Regions from separate parts of the Homo sapiens genome. Here region 2 is linked to region 1. The links are chromatin loops, found by intact Hi-C in ENCODE. Cell type or tissue: CD14-positive monocyte. All regions are shown on one strand. Each heading gives the region's core, and the rest is flanking DNA. Links, peaks and the distances in the headings are about the cores only. Region 1 overlaps FMN1 (formin 1). Region 2 has its middle 32 kb from the start of FMN1.

Evidence for each region. Peaks named below come from ENCODE experiments on the same cell type or tissue, not always from the same donor. Only the 100,000 strongest peaks of a DNase experiment are listed, where the experiment ranks them.
Region 2: it touches region 1 in a loop (3.0-fold over the local background); 27 of 110 quality-filtered maps call a loop at or near these places.

What each region holds. Positions count from the first base shown.
Region 1 is chr15:33,092,886-33,098,268 of GRCh38, forward strand. The region is part of intron 4 of FMN1 (formin 1); the gene reads right to left. Among named protein-coding and RNA genes, the nearest start is that of FMN1, 99 kb to the right of the region's middle. In CD14-positive monocyte, for the core only: no CTCF peak of the experiment used is centred there; no DNase peak of the experiment used is centred there.
Region 2 is chr15:33,223,711-33,229,093 of GRCh38, forward strand. No RefSeq gene overlaps it. Among named protein-coding and RNA genes, the nearest start is that of FMN1, 32 kb to the left of the region's middle. RefSeq lists an enhancer at 3,018-3,067. In CD14-positive monocyte, for the core only: CTCF peaks have their summits at 3,111 (motif pointing right) and 3,312; a DNase peak (open chromatin) is centred at 3,071.

The DNA.
Region 1 (5,383 bases), core at 218-5,217:
ATCTGAAAAATCAAGTGAAAAACTCATGGCACACCCATTTACTCATTCATACCAAGATTCATGCACAAACTACATTTTATTAAAAAGTTATTTACCAGATATTGTCTTTAATCGTCTAAGAATATACATATAAAAATATACCAATTTCCTAAAGGAAGTCTGTGAACATACTATATAACCAGCAGATCTGGACAAAAGTCCCTAAGGGACAAAATTACAGTGCCTTTTAAGCTGTTTCCTCTAATTCTCCCATCATACCAAGCCCTCACTTGACAGCAATGACGAAGTGGTTATGCATCCAGAAAGAGGAGAGAAAAAACAAAAACCCTAAGCTTAAAACTCTCCTCAGTTTTAGCTCCTGTGTTGTAGTGCCCAAGGCACTACATAAAATAAACCCTAAGAGGTAAAGTTTTCTCAGCCGTGAATATCAGAACTGATATGTACAGGTAGACATATCTTCCATTATGTTATTCAAACGTGTACTTACCAGCAAGAAAGACAGCAATCTAGATGTACAGCTAATGGAAAGTGACACTGCTAAGTGCTTGTGGAGTGGATGTGTGGCTGTGTGTGTAATCACTCATGTCTGTATCTAAGAAGACAGAGCTGTGGCAAAAGTATAGTCTCATGGCTGGTATCTGTCAATTAGAGATCAATGCTCACTAATGCAACTGCCCCCATTTTCATTCTCAGCAGTGTTAAATGACACAATGTCACCAAACCACCTAGGTAGATACAATTCTGAGAAGGTGTGGTATCTATCCACCCCAGCCTCTAACTCCTCACTGGGAAGTATGTGGGGAGAGAAATGATGAATGAGCAAAGATGGACAGGCGGAAGGTGTGGCCAGGCAGAGAAAGGCTGATGGCAAATCAAAAAGTAGCAGAGAGTGGGGAGCAAGCTCTGTAAGTCTGAACATTGATGAGGAAAGCATCCATAGCCATCAGGCAACTGCAATGTAGTTTGCATTTCTAAAATCATGCTTAAATTCAAATAAAATAAAACAAATTTACAGTTGGAAAGAATCTTGTATATCTCCCCACCTACATGCTCATTTTATAGTTGAGAGAACCAAAACCCATGAAGATTGCAGTATTTCCAACATGCCCAGCTAGCAGCAAAGGCAGAACTAAAATCTAAGTTCTTTATGCTATTTAGAGAAAGATATTATTGCCAGTCTCCAGATGAGAATATTGAGGGCTAAGAGAGAAGCAGACGTGAACAAGTTAAGAGCGTGGGTACAGGGCTTTAACATGTGGGCTAAATTCCTGGCTGTGACCTTTACTAATTATTTGACCTTGGTGAAGTTACCAAAACTCCCTGAGTCTTTTTCCCTCATCAATAAAATGAAGATAATAAGAATATGTCTGATATTGAACTAGGCTCACAATTATTTTCTTTCAGAAGACTTTTCCTGGGCTGGGGGATAGATAGATTTGATGGGAGAAGCAAGTAATTTCCTGTTTTAAGTAAAGAACTCTATATACAATGAGGGCATATCCAACATCACACAGTCATGTGAAAGGCTATTTTTCTTTTGTCAGAGAAGATAAGGAGAATAACAATAAAGCTTATAAGAATTCAGTTGCACTGCAGTGCAGCAGATCCTAAATCTGTTCATGTTCCAAAAATAGAATTCACGTCATCAAATGCAACAGCTCCAAGTAAGTGGCTGATCATCTCTGGAAACAACAGCTCCTCAGGGTCGTTCATAGATACCCTATGATACTCCTTCCCAGAAAGTCAAACATAGGAGCCTAGAGCCATGAATGGAACTATTTATAGTCATGCCTTTAAATGAAATAGCATTTTAAGGAAGTATATAAATATCTCTTTGATTATTTTATTAACCTCCTTCCACGGTTTTCTCCTGTGAAGAATACTAGTTGAGGGATGTGTATTACTCAGACTAGGAAACTTATGTGTGGCCATAGTTACACTGGATATTTTAACACTTGAAAAACAGGGGCACAGATGATGCTAACAATGGATAGAGCACCTAGGTAAGTCCTGATGCAGAAAAGATCAAGGAAAGAACAAATTTAGGAGATTGTAGGATTCACTGAGACATTAAAAGCCTCCGTCTACTCCCAGATAATAAATGCTCAAAACATTAGATGTTAGTACTTCAAATACTTAAGTGATCAAAAAATTTTAGTATGTTTGGTTATAAAGAATATGACCGGGTGCAGTGGCCCACCCCTGTAATTCCAGCACTTTGGGAAGCTGAGGTGGGCAGATCACTAGAGGTCAGGAGTTTGAGACCAGCCTGGCCAACATGGCAAAACCCCATCTCTACTGAAAATACAAAAAGTAACTGGGTGTGGTGGGTGGTGCCTGTAATCCCAGCTACTTGGAAGGCTGAGGCACAAGAATTGCTTGAACCCGGGAGGCAGAGGTTGCAGTGAGCCGAGATTGTGCCACTGCACTCCAGCCTGGGCAACAGAGTAAGACTGTCTCAAAAAAAACAAAAAGAAAAAAGAAAGAATATACTTGCTTGTTAACAAAAAACATGTATATATATTTTTGAGATGGAGTCTCACTGTGTCACCCAGGCTGGAGTGCAGTGGTATGATTACAACTCACTGTAGCCTTGGCCTCCTGTGCTCAGCAATCCTCCTGCCTCGGCCTCCCAAGTAGCTGGGACAACAGGTGTGCACCACCACACAAGGCTAGTTTTTAATTTTTTTTTGTAGAGATAGACTCTTGCTGTGTTGCCTCAAGTGATCCTACCACCTTGGCCTCTCAAAGTGTTGCGATTACAGGCATAAGTCATTGTGCCTGGCCCCAAAAATATTATTGAAGAATAAGAATGCAAAAAAAAGTCATATGGCATTCATTACAAGTAAATTTGAATAACATTTTCCCTTTTATGTCACATTATTCCAATTATTATGAGGATGGTTGCACCAGTGGGAAATCCAACTCTTGAAGACATATGATGTAATTACTGGTTGTCTTAATAGCTAAGGAAGTAAAGTAGAGAAAAAATTACAAAATACTAAGCCCTGGATTATGAAATATATAATAAATGATTTTTTTAAAAACTTCCTTTCCAAAAAGAAATGATCCTAGCAAACTCACAAAAAGGAATATACGTAACAAGGTAAATACCAAAAAAAAAAAAAGAAGGCACATTTACTATTAAATGTGATTGAGCATACACAATACAATTAAGAGACTGAAAATACAATATGGCTCTGAGTGTCCTTGCAACATAGTGAGAATGAAAGGACATTCTTTATTTCATTCCTATCATCAAAAGGAAGAAACAAGCTGATCCCTGATGGCTGACAGAAGTTTTTGTGATATAAAATTCTGAGAAAAACAGCTGTATAATCTTAGTTCCCACCTTTGCCTTAGCTCCATCCCAGGTGTTTGGTCTAACAATTATCTTTACACAATATTGTTGCCAGCACTAGAGCCAATAAGGCTGGTCTAGTCGTCTGTCAATAACCTTTGCCCTTCTAACCAGAAAAGTCTGGATATTACCTTGATTGCCCAATGATCTGGAATTAAAGTGATGAACTCTTCATCAGAGCTGCTAAGAAATGGCCTCTATAACACATCCAGATTCGTAAATCGCCACCTTTTGCCTGAGTGTCTTAGGCACCAGAGTTTTCCTATCTCCCTTCCTCCACCAGTCATTAGTACTGAGAAGGAGTCCTGTACTTTACTCCAGCACCGGATTTATCACTTTCTCTCCCAACAAATCTACTTTTTTTTTTTTCTTAGACAGGGTCTCACTATATCATCTAGGCTGGAGTGCTGTGGTGCGATCCTGGATCACTGCAGCCTTGACCTCCCGGGCTCAGGTGACAAGTGATCTTCCCACCTCAGCCTCCCAAGTAGCTGGGACCACATGCACCACCATGCCCAGCTATTTATTTTTGTATCTTTGGATTTTGGTTTTACCATTTTGCCCAGGCTAGTATCGAACCCCTAGGCTAAAGCAATCCGCCAGCCTTGGCTTTCCAAAGTGCTGGGATTACAGGCATGCACCAACTCGCCTCGCTGCCCCATTTTTATTTACACATACTTCAGACTGGTTGATAATGTCCCATAGGTCACTGGGGCTCTGGTAATTTTTTTCAGTCCAGAAATCACCTCAGTAGAAAGCATAGGTAGCCGGGCACAGCGGCTCATGCCTGTAATCCCAGCACTTTGGGAGGCCGAGGTGGGTGGATCACTTAAGCTCACGAGTTCAAGACCAGCCTTGGTGACATGGCAAAACCCCATCTCTACTAAAAAAAATACAAAAATCAGCCAAGCCTGGTGGCCTGCGCCTGTGGTGCCAGCTACTTGGGAGGCTGAGGTGGGAGGATCACTTGTTACTTGAGCCTGGGAGGTTGAGGCTGCAGTGAGCCAAGATCACACCACTGCACTACAGCCTGGATGACAGAGTGAGACCCTGTCTTAAAAAAAAAAAAAAGAGAGAGAGAGAGAGATGGGCTAAAAGGAGCAGAAAAATACTTAAAGAAGTATTGGCTTCAATTTTCCAAATTTGAAGAAAATTATTAACCCACAGATCACAGTAGCTCAATGACTCCCCAGCAGGATAAATACAAAGAAAACTACAATAAATAAACTGGAAAATCAGTGATAAAAAGACAATTATAAAAGTGGACAAGGAAAAAATATTATGTATAGAAAACTAAAGAATCACTAGACTTCTCAGAACATGCAGCCCAAAAGACAGTGGAAAGAGAACTTTAAAGTGTCGAAACCACCTTAGGGAAAAATAGTGGGGAGGAGGGCAGACAGAGAGATAAACAGAGAACTTCCATAATGATAAAAGAGTCACTTCATCAAAAAGACATAACATGCCTACATTTTCATTATTTGTACCTCGCATTAATAACAGAACTTCAAAATACATGAAGCAAAACTATCAGAACTGAAATAATTACATAAATAGACACATATTTGGAGATGTCAATATTCCTTTCTTAGTAATTACAACAGCTTGACAGAAAATCAGTACAGATATAGAAAAACTAAACATTACCCATCAATTTTACCTCACATTTATAACACACTCCATTCACAGTAACTGTAGAATATGTATTTTTGCAAGTACATATGGAATTTATCAAAATAGACCGCACACTGGGCCACAAAACAAGTCTCAATGAATTTAAAAGGATCAAAATCATATGAAATATATTCATTGGCTACAATGGAATTAAATTAGGTACTGATAACAGAAAATTATTCGGAAAATCCCAAAAACTTGGAAATGAGACCATACACTTCAAAATAACTCATAGGTCAAAGAAGAATCACAAAGGAAATTAGAAAATATTTGGAACACAGCTAATTCAATAATCAGAGAGAAACTGATAGCCTTACTTCATGCTGAGTGACTGTCCTCCCCCAATAG
Region 2 (5,383 bases), core at 203-5,202, 130 kb after region 1:
ATGGGAGGCTGAGGTGGGCAGATGACCTGAGTTCAGGAGTTCGAGACCAGCCTGGGCAACATGGCAAAACCCTGTCTCTACTAAAAATACAAAAAATTAGCCAGGCAAGGTGGTCAACACCTGTAATACCAGCTACTTGGGAGGCTGAGGCAGGAGAATCACTTAAATGCGGTAGGTGGAGGTTACAGTGAGCCGAGATCTTGCCACTGTATTTCAGCCTGGGTGACAGAACAAGACTCCGTCTCAAAAAGAAAAAAAAAAAAAAAAAAAAGAACGAATTCTGGCTAAGCATGGGGGCTCATACCTATAATCCAAGCACTTCGGGAGGTCAAATCGGGAGAATTGCTTGAGCCTGGAAGTTCAAGACCAGCCTGGGTAACATGGTGAAACCTCACCTCTACTAAAACAACAACAACAAACAAACAACAACAACAACAAAATAGGCATTCATCTGTAGTCCCAGCTACTTGGGAAGCTAAGGTGGGAGGATCACTTGAGCATAGGAGTTGGAGATTGCAGTGAGCTATGATGGCACCACGGCACTCCAGCCTGAACAACAGGGGGATACCCTATCTCAAGGGGCGGGGAGGGCGGGGGGAAGGAATGAATTCATGTTCTTTGCAGCAACATGGATGTAGCTGAGTCCATGAAGTCCACTATCCTAAGTGGAATAACGTAGAAACAGAAAATCAAACGCCGCATTCTTAAGTGGGAGCTCAACAATGGGTACACATGGACATAAAGATGAAAACAATAGATGCTGGAGACTCCAAAAGGAGTGAGGGAGCAAGTGGGGCGATAGTTAAAAAAAACTACCTATTGTGTACCATATTCACTATTTGGATGATGGTTTCAACAGAAGCCTAAACCCCACCATTGTACAATATTCCCATGAAACATACCTGGACATGTACCCTGTGAACCTACAATAAATACAATTTTTAAAATAATTTGTGTGTGTGTGTGTGTGTGTGTGTGTGCGTGTGTGTGTGTGTTTGAAGCAGAGTCTCACTCTGTCACCCAGGCTGGAGCACAGTGGTATCATCTTGGCTCACTGCAAACTCTGCCTGCTGGGTTCAAATGATTCTCCTGTCTCAGCCTCCTGAGTAGCTGGGATTACAGGCGTCAGCCACCACACCCAGATAATTTTTGTAATTTTAGTAGAGACAGGGTTTCACCATGTTAGCCAGGCTGGTCTCAAACTCCTGACCTCAGGTGATCTGCCCATCTCGGCCTCCCAAAGTGCTGGGATTATAGGCGTGAGCCACTGCGCCTGGCTGAAAGAATTTGATATTTGATTTTCCTACCGTGCAATATAAGTCATCACATGGAAAAATGGATTTCATTTATTTTATAGTTTTTAAATGAGAAATGGCATGTGTTATGTTTGTTGATGACATATCATAGTTTAATTAGCAGTCATTTTTCTTAGTGGCACATATAATGTTGCATTTTATACTTAGTGGCATTTTAGCTTCTAGAAACACACTTTTTTTTTTTTTTTTTTTGAGACGGAGTCTCACTTTGTTGCCCAGGCTGGAATGCAGTGGTATGATCTCAGCTCACTGTAACCTCCAACTCCCAGGTTCAAGTGATTCTCCTGCCTCAGTCTCCTGAGTAGCTGGGACTACAGGCACACGCCACCACGCCTGGCTAATTTTTGTATTTTTTGGTAGAGACGGGGTTTCACCATATTGGCCAGGCTTGTCTCGAACTCCTGACCTCAAGTGATCTACCCACCTCAGCCTCCCAAAGTGCTGGGATTACAGGTGTGAGCCACTGCACCTGGCCAGGAAAACAATTCTTAACTCTGAGTCTCTGGCTCTTCCTCCATGAAATGAGGGTAATGAAGGGACCTGGGGAATAGGGTCATTGCAAAGATTAAGTAAGATAATGTGTGTAAGATATTTAGCAGCTTCTCAAGGCTGTCTGCCTTTCTTGGTCCATGGCCAAGAGGCTGGCTTCTTTCTTCAAAGCCAGCACTTGTATCACTCAAATCTCTGCTTCTGTTGTCATACCTTCTTAAACTCCGATTCTCCTTTCCCCTTTGTGATCACACTGGGCTCACCTGGAAAATTCAAGGGACTCTCACCATCTTAAAATCATTAATCACCTCTGCAGAGGCCCACAGGAGGGAACATATTCACATGTTCTGGATTCTATGTTGTCACATTTGCAATGGACTGAATGTGTTCCCTCTAAAATTCCTATGTTAAGACTCTAATCTCACTGTGATGGTATTTGTGTGTGGGGCTTTGGGGAGGTAATTAGTTCATGAAGGCAGAGCCCTTGAGGATTAGTGCCCTTATAAGAACAGGCCAGAGAGCCAGCCAGCTCTTTCCTCTGTGTGAGGATACAAGTTAGCAGCCTGCAACCCAGAAGAGGGCTCTCACCTTAACTCAACCCTGCTGGCACCCTGATCTTGTATTTCCAATCTCCAGAACCGTGAAAAATAAATATTTGATAGTTTATGGTATTTTATTATGGCTGCCTGGGCTGACAACATCTTTGGGGGGGCTGTTATTCAGCCTACCATGTCGGGAAAGGGGCAATTTGTAGCTTTACCCTGATTTCTATATTCTCTCCACGTAGTGGGAAGAACCCAATATATTAAAGAGACTGTTATAATCAATGTAAGGTAGGTAGGAGCAAATACAGACCCAGTTGGAATTCAAGGCTGAAGATGCCAAAGCAGCTACAAATATGAAAAAATAATCAGGAAGGGTGGCTTCATATTAAGGTCCACTTTTTCTTCCTACATAGAAGGAATTTTCCCAATTTGGAAATAACTCTCCCCAGTTCTCTCTTGTCTTTATATAAGGAGTCTGGAGGTTACCAAAAGTGCTTTCAGAGCAGTGGTTTGCAGCCTTGGCTGTACATTGGAATTAAGGCAGGAGAAAAGGGAATTAGGGTAACCAAAGATTAAGGCATAAGCAAAAGAACAGCAGGTGCAGGCAGTTCTAGCCAAGATTGGGCAGCATACAAGCCACATCCTCCTTCCTGTGATAACAAGACAGAAGTTTCCACTTCAGACTCTGATTGGCCTCAGGTCAATTTTTCATAGACTGCCACCAGTTGGAGGCCTCTAGAGGGCACCTAGGGGTATTGCCAAGTTCTTTTGGCTTTATAAATACCCTGGGGAGCATTGCAATAGGGAGGCTCTTGAGCCACTTGCTCAAGTCTGCTCCCACTCTGTTAATCGTACTTTTGCATCTTCAATAAATTTATGCCTTTATTACTCTACTCTTTTATTTTGTCTTTTGTTGCTTCTTTTGTTGCTTTGTTTGTGCATTTTGTTCAATTCTTTGTTCAATACGCCAAGAACCTGGAAAACTCACAGTCAAGACGTTCTATCTAGTGATGGAATCACCTGGAGGAGCTTTTCAAAGATACCAATACCCCTAAATAAAATCAAGATATCTGGAGTTGGGGCCCAGGCATGAATATTTTAAACTGTCCCTGGGTGATTCTGATGTGTTACTAGGGTTGAGAATCAGCTATAAAGGAAGTAACAGGATTCCTCTTCCGGAGGCCCACAAAATTTTCTCTCTCTCTCTCTTGCAAATACTTCACTTTGTTCTGAGTATTTCTGGGAATCAATGGTTTTGAAGGTTTAAACATTTAGAAGGTTTACCCTTGGGGAGCCCTCAGGACTATCTTGTACTTTCTCTTCTTCCGCAGTCGTGTCAATACCTAATCCACTGGAGACCAAAGTTTATTGATTCTTTTAAACTCTTTCTTGCATACCAGATATAAGTGGATAATAAATAAAGTTTCTTGAACAACTAGTAATCAAGTAAGCTGCTGTAAGACTTTCTCTGCTGGGATAATGAACTCCAAATAATCGAAGGATCAATTTACCTCTAGCCTCTCCCCCAGGCAATTAAGATATTTAAAGCCTGAGGGCACATTTTAATTTCCGTCTTTTACCTTTCCTCAGTTAGAAGGCCCTTCCTCCTCCATCTCCATGAGTTGAAATCATATCTCTTGGTCAATTCCTGTATCAAATGACACCTCTCCCATTAGCTCCTTTTTGTTCATCTTTTTCCTTTGAGCCTTTTTGTATTATCTTGATGACACTTCCCTCATGCTTCTTTGCATTTGTTAGTACTTTCCTTTTTCCTTGTGAATAGAATATAAACTCTTTTGAAGTAGGATTATATAATAAAATATACAATCCTCTCATGCCTATTTTTCCTAGCAAAGTAATGCAGGTGAAGGGACATAAAAATTCCTAATGGACATTTTCTCTTTTAAGATTGATCACTGGTGATCTTCCCAGTAGGATAAAACCTTGGGGAGAAGATGAGTTTTCCATTACATGAGAAGTCACTGGAAGACTATATTTCAGGCCCATTGTTGACTTATAAATTCTCTAGATTAGAAATACTCAGACCATGCCTGGAGAGACAGGTGAATCTTTCAGCATCCAAACCTTAGATTCATCTCTTATTTCCAGACTACAGTACTGACTGTGGACTGTGTAGGGTGTAAACTGTCAGGGGGTTTTGTTTAAAGTTGACTGTAAATGTAGTTCCAGGTTTAGCTGACCTGGAAGGTAGGAAATCTCCTAACCACCTACATTTTCAGCAGAGAAATTCTAGCAAAGGCAAGGATTCATATCCAGGAAATCTATTTCCTTGCCCATCAGACTCTCTTAGACTTTCCCCATCCACCACACGGCCCTAGCCCTCGCCCTCGCCCCATCTTTCCACCCCTGAACTCCTAAGAACTGCTGAAAGACACTGCTATAGCTCTCTCCACTCTTCTGTGTCTGCTCAGTGGGGCTGATAAATTCAGGATCTGAAAATCCTTAAGTTAGATTCAGACTTCACCAATCTACTGAAAAACCCTCCAAAAGAAAAATAAATCCCAACCTCCAAGCAGGGGATCACCCTATTTACACTACTGGAAAATCATCCCTCTGCTGGCTAAGGATAGATGACCCCACACTGGGGCAGATTTGCCAGCTGAGAGCCATGGGATAGCAGCCTGGAAAGGAAGGCTTTTACAGCCCAAGAAAATGGAGAAGGACCTGCCTGTTCATGGGCCCTGCCACAGAGCTGGAAGCTCTTGAGTTTGGAGACCACAGACCCTTCAGGATTCAAACTCATTGAACCCCAAGAGGGGATATCTTCATCTGTTTGGCCTGCTATATAACAAAGTATCATAGACTGGGCAGCTTATAAACAACAGAAATTAATTTCTCATAGTTCTGGAGGTTGGAAAGTCCAAGACCAAGGTACCAGAAGATTTGATTTCTGATTTTCCTGCTTTCTGGTTCATGGATGACCATTTTCTTGCTTTGTACTCACATGGCAGAAGGAGCAAGGGAGCTCCCTGAGGTCCCTTTTGTAATGGCACTAATCCTTCTGCCCCCATC